2 separate regions of the Homo sapiens genome follow, and region 1 is linked to region 2. A link is an interaction called in ENCODE POLR2A ChIA-PET data of the cell type or tissue named here. Cell type or tissue: Panc1. All regions are shown on one strand. Links, peaks and the distances in the headings refer to the core of each region. The heading gives the core; the rest is flanking DNA. Region 1 has its middle 43 kb from the start of DPY19L2. Region 2 overlaps SRGAP1 (SLIT-ROBO Rho GTPase activating protein 1).

What was found. ChIA-PET counts read pairs that join two places held together with the same protein. Peaks named below come from ENCODE experiments on the same cell type or tissue, not always from the same donor. Only the 100,000 strongest peaks of a DNase experiment are listed, where the experiment ranks them.
Region 1: POLR2A ChIA-PET joins it to region 2 with 10 read pairs; 1 of 35 experiments calls an interaction of 5 or more read pairs at or near these places.

Annotation. Positions count from the first base shown.
Region 1 is chr12:63,709,926-63,712,860 of GRCh38, reverse strand. It overlaps the pseudogene LOC100418730. Among named protein-coding and RNA genes, the nearest start is that of DPY19L2, 43 kb to the right of the region's middle. In Panc1, for the core only: no CTCF peak of the experiment used is centred there; a DNase peak (open chromatin) is centred at 1,370.
Region 2 is chr12:64,038,119-64,041,053 of GRCh38, reverse strand. All of the region lies in intron 4 of SRGAP1 (SLIT-ROBO Rho GTPase activating protein 1), which reads right to left. Among named protein-coding and RNA genes, the nearest start is that of KICS2, 180 kb to the left of the region's middle. In Panc1, for the core only: no CTCF peak of the experiment used is centred there; DNase peaks (open chromatin) are centred at 945 and 1,373; H3K4me3 peaks cover 893 bases; H3K27ac peaks cover 2,422 bases.

The DNA.
Region 1 (2,935 bases), core at 172-2,671, 330 kb after region 2:
TGAGGTACTTGAATGTCTCACTTTGTGTGTAGCCTTACTCTTCAGGGACATCGTCTTCCTCATTTCTAAAAGAAAACCCACCTCACTGGCAAAAATAGAAAGTGTTTTCATTACTGCTTTGTAATATACCTACTATGGTCAACCAAGAGGCAAACCAAAAGCCCAAAGGGATATCTTTGTATAATCTAATGTCTAGTTTCTCAGATTGGGAAAACAATTATTGGCTGGTTCCATATAATAACAAGCTTTAGACAGTCATTCAGTTGGCATTTTATGTTTCTTTTCTGGGGGGATGTGGTTCACTTTGTCCAGTACACAAAGGCACAGTGTTACTTCTGAGAAAAGAAAAATAACTGGGAGGAGTTATCTATGTTTTATTCAAAATTAAGTTTCTTTTAATAAATTTTTTTCTTTTTACTAAAAGAGTTTGTGTGCATTGCCAAAATATCAGAAAATACGGACAAGTAAGAAAAAGCATAAAAAAGCAGTTAAAACCCATTTCCTTAGAGATGACCCCTGGCAAAACCCCATTATATATTCTTTCAGGTACTTTCTTATGCACGTATGAACATTTACTTCCTTTAAAGTTTATCTTGTCAACCATATTATTTTTAAATATTTCTCCTTAATATAAATAGATATATGTCTGCAGCACACTTTTTATTGGCTTTCTAATTTTCCATTATGTGCTGTAATTTATTTGACTAATCCTATGCATTAGTTATTTAGGTTTCTGATTTTTTGCTGATACAAATAGTGCCAGGAGGAAAATGCACATCTTTACACATCTTCTTAATTATTACCATGAGATAAATATCCACAAATTGAAATGCTGAGTCAAAGGATGTATTTTTTTTTATCATAGTATTATTTTTAATTGTTTAAAAATTTAGAAAAAGAACCCAAATATTCAATAATAGGAGAATGGTTTAATAAAATTCATAGTCATGCAATGGAGGTTTTAGAAATTGTGGTAAAATATACATAACATAAAATTGACCATTTTAACCATTTTAAAGTGTACAATTCAGTGACATTAAGTACATTTATGATGTCACATAACCATCACTGCTATCCGTTTCCAGAATGTTTTCATCATCCCAAACAGAAACTCTGTATCCATTAAAATAACTTCCAATTTACTTTCCCTTCGAGACCCTGGTAATCTGTATCCTACTTTCTGCATCTGTGAATTTATCTAGTCTGGGTACCTCATGTAAGTGGAAAGATGTATAGTCATGAGTCACTTAACAGAAGGGCTGCATTCTGAGAAATGCATTGTTTGGAGATTTTGTCATTGTGAAAACATCATAGAGTGTATTTACACAAACCCAGATGGTACAGCCTACTACACACATAGGCTATTTGGTATGGCCTATTGATCCTAGCCTATAAACCGTACTGTGCTGCATGTTACTGTACTGAATACTGTAAGCAATTGTAATGCAAGGGCAGGTATTTATGTACCTAAACATTAAAAAGGCACAGTAAAAATACAGTGTAAAACATAAAAAATGGTACACCTGTATAAGGCACCTGTATAAGGCACCTGTATAAGCTTAAGGTCTGGAATTTGCTCTGGGTGAGTGGTCAGTGAATATGAAGGCCTAGGACATTACTGTACACTACTGAAGACTTTATAAACACTGTACACTTAGGCTACACTAAATTTATAAAGAATATTTTTCTTTAAGAATAAATTAACCTTAGCTTATTATAACTGTTTTACTTTTTAAACTTTTTATTTTTTTTAACTTTTTGACTCTCCTGTAACATTTAGATTAAAACATACACATTGTACAACTGTACAAAAACATTTTTTCTTTATATCCTTATTCCGTTAAGTTTTTTCAATTTTTTTTTTTTTTTTTTTTTTTTTTTTTTTTTTTTTACTTTTTAAACATTTTTGTTAAAACCTAAGACATAATCACACACATCAGGCCTACCCTGGGTCAGGATAATCAATATCACTGTCTTCCACCTCCACATCTTCTGTCACTGAAGGTCTTCAGGGGCAATAACACACATCTCCTGTAATGATAATGCCTTCTTCTGGAATACCTGCCGAAGGATCTGCCTGAAGCTGTTTCACGGTTAACTTTTTTTTTTTGATAAGTAGAAGGAGTAGACTGTGAAATAATTATAAAAATTATAGCATAGTACATATACAAACCAGTAACATCATTGTTTATTATCATTAATCAAGTATGATGTATTTTATACAAACATGTGAGTAACATGTTGTGCTGCTGCATTATGATGGCTATGATGTCACTAGGTGATAGACATTTTTCAGCTCCGTTCTGATGTTAGGGGACCGCTTTCATATATGTGAAACGTTGTGGGCTGAAACATTGTGATGTGGCACATGACTGTATATGTTTTTAAGGCATTTTATGCATACTGCCAAGTTTCCTTCAGGAAAGGTTGTTCACAGCAGTTACCATTCCTTTACACCTTTGTCCGACATAATCATCGTCTTTTCATCTTTGCCAGTTTCATAGGTGAACATTTGTATTTTCTCCTGGGAATTGGCCTGTTTATGTCCTTAGGTTTTTTTTTTTTTTTTTTTTTTGGATTGTTCACCTTGTTCTCTAAATGAGCTGTAAAAGCTACTTATGTATCAAGAGTATTAGTATTTTATTGTTCATATATGTTGGAATCATTTTACCAGTTTGAAAATTAGCTTTTTATTTATGCTTTTGATACATAGATGGTTTTATCACCAAATCTGTTGCTCTCGTTCTTTGATTTCTATCCTAGAAAACTTTTCTCACTCCAAAATAATACAAACATTTACTATAGGTTTTTTAATCATCTTACTGCTTTTTAGTTTTTCATTTAAACCTTTGACTTGTGTAGTATTTATTTTGGTAAACATTATAAAATAGACATACAACTTTATATTTTTTACAAGTGGCCTGAATACTATTAA
Region 2 (2,935 bases), core at 276-2,775:
ATTTAGGAATATATAGAACATAACAATTTCATAATGTATTAAAATTTACAGAATGAATCCTCAATTATTACACATTTTGGCTATATTATTGTTACAAAAAAGTTTGTGTACAAAATTGTGTCATATTTCCTAGGACAAATTTTCAGAAATAGAATTGCAGCATTAGAGAATATGCACATTTTTGAGACTTAGTAATATATTGCCAATTTTATACTCAGCTAATTAAAATAAACTGATCTATTGTGTTATCTCTGAAAGTATTTCAGACAACATAGGTGCTTAATAAATATTTTCTTAAATAATAAACAAGCTATTCATTATTTTTATAACGGTACCTATAAATCGGTATGTAATCTCTGTATTCTTAGGTACAGGAGAGTAACAGTCACAGATTTCAGAGTCACAGATTTTATCTGAAAATCATAATTTTTCCAATATAATTTCAGTATGCTTTCATATGTCAGACATCCGGGTGAATTCGAAAACCTGTGTATTTTGAGCACAATTATGCTCCTTAAAAGAAACAACACATGTAAGGTGTGATGACTCCAATGCAAAGGATGTATCGAGGAGCACACCCGAACTCGGCACCCAGTGCTAAGCATTTGTGGCAGTACTTTATTATAAATGATGTCAAATTCTCATCCCCAGAAGACAGACTTCATTTCATATGGAAATAACCACGTTACTCAGAGCCAATTTTATAACTAAGGTCTAAGAAGTTGAGAATAATGCAATGTTTTCAAGTAATGAATTTGATTTTTCTCATTTCAAGAGATGAGTTTTTAAATAGTTTGAGACCTGGAAGCATCACTGGAACAAATATATTTATTTAGGTTAATCCATATGAAATTGATGTTTCTGTAGGTTATTAAAAAGGTGGAAAATCAGCATTTTCTTATGGTTCAACTTAACACATGTTCTCAAGATGACTATTTTGAAGGGTAAAACATGGGGTTAACGAAGAACCTTTACTTATTTTCATAAAATCTGATGATGGCTTTCCTTAAAAATGTAAGCTGGTAAATCATGTTAAAGGCATTACAGAGCCAGAACAAAGTAAGGGCTAAAATATAAAGCACTGGCAGCTTTTTCTGAGCCGTGTGTAATTGGAAAGTTGTCTGTTTTTAGTAATTATTGAACCTGTCTGGGAGAAGTTTGGTTGGCTACTCCAGTTTAAAAGCAAAATAAAATAGCAGTAGGAAGCAGCTGAGCAGCTGGGAAATGAAAAGGGAGTCACCCCGCAGCTGGGCAAACAGCAAAAGGTCAACGAATCTACACACACCTTGCATTTCTTTCTAGGCTTGGCTCTTGTTATTCCCTGCCTGAAGCAAACCCACATACTATTATATTTGGGTCTTGGTTCCAGTTATATCTTAAAATGAGAGGGTGTACACACACACACACACACACACACACACACACGTTGCTCAGCTGTCTGTATTCTTGCTAATAGGAGTGAGGAAATGAGAACATGTGACTCTCATTACACTTGGATGAAAAGGCACCTCAGGCCACCCCGAGTATCTGAGAAATATTTCTTTTAAATAAATTATCGCAAAGAAAAAATCTGAACTTCTGACTCTTGCTTGACTTGGACACTGAGGACTAGTATAAACAGGTAGTTTGCACAAACTAAGCCTGAGAGAAAGGATACTGCGCTGACTGCCAGCAGGGTGTTCCTTACTGACTAGTGTGGGTTAAAAGGAAAACATTTGAGTCTGACCTAACGCTGGAAAGAAAAGAGTGTATCTCATCATAATGTGGTTCAGCACAATAGCTGAGTATTCTCTACCTAGTTCGGTGGTAATTTCCGGAAAGCAAATTTCTTTGTTGAGTTTTCCAATTTGTCTTAGGGTTTCCACTATTCACTAAAATGTTAACAGTTACAGTGAATGAATTTTAAAAGTTGGGGAGATAAACGCTAAAAGCTTTTTCGAGAACTCTAATTGCAGATAATGAATGCAAGTACAAACTGCATTATTTAAAATGTAAGCTGTTGACAGAAGTCAAATGTATTTTGTGTTTAAAATAACAGACAGTTCTCTTTCTTTTTCAGAGAAGTAAAGGAAAGCTTTTATTTTTTACAGGTGCATTTTGAATACATACTGCAAAGAAAATAACAGCTTCTCCACCAGCTTAATGCAAACACAAGCCTTTGCATACCAAATGACCTGACAGGCATATAGCCATGTAAATGTACTCCCATAGCATATTTTCCTGTTTGAATTCTTCTCTACTAAAACTTCATGCATAATTCTCCATTCAATACACCTAATTTATCTTTCTTGCTCCATTTTTCCTCAACTGCTGAAAAAATAGTCAAGTAGAAAACGACCCACGTCATGAATTTCCTTAGGAGATTGGGATATCCTATATGATAACTTGCACAGAAGTTAATATTTTTTTCTTACTGACATGGCCATATCATGTATCTGACACTACTCTTATAGTTTAAATCAAAATAATAAAAATACCTGTAGCAAATTTAATGCTTCGTGTTAAGAAATCACTATATATCTGAAAACTATATGTGTTGGAGAGATCAATAGATTAATGATATAGTTTCTACTTTTTGACTACTGGCTCAAAAGTTAGAAGACACGGATCCCAGGAATGGATCTACAATTACTAGGTGTCGGGAAATTATTTAATGCCTCTTGATTACTTTACAAGGTCGTCATGGATGCCAAATTGTGTGTCCCTGTGTGTGTATTTTTTTAATTTAAATTTTATTGAGTATTTACTATATATATCTATGTATACAATATATACAGATATGTACATATATACGTATAATTTACTTTAGCAAGCATTATATAATGCTCACTATGTGCTAGACATACTTTTCAGCATTTTACGAATAACATATTTAATCCTTCTAGAAACTCTTATGAAATAAGTACCTTTATTCTTCCCTTTATGTTGATGAAAA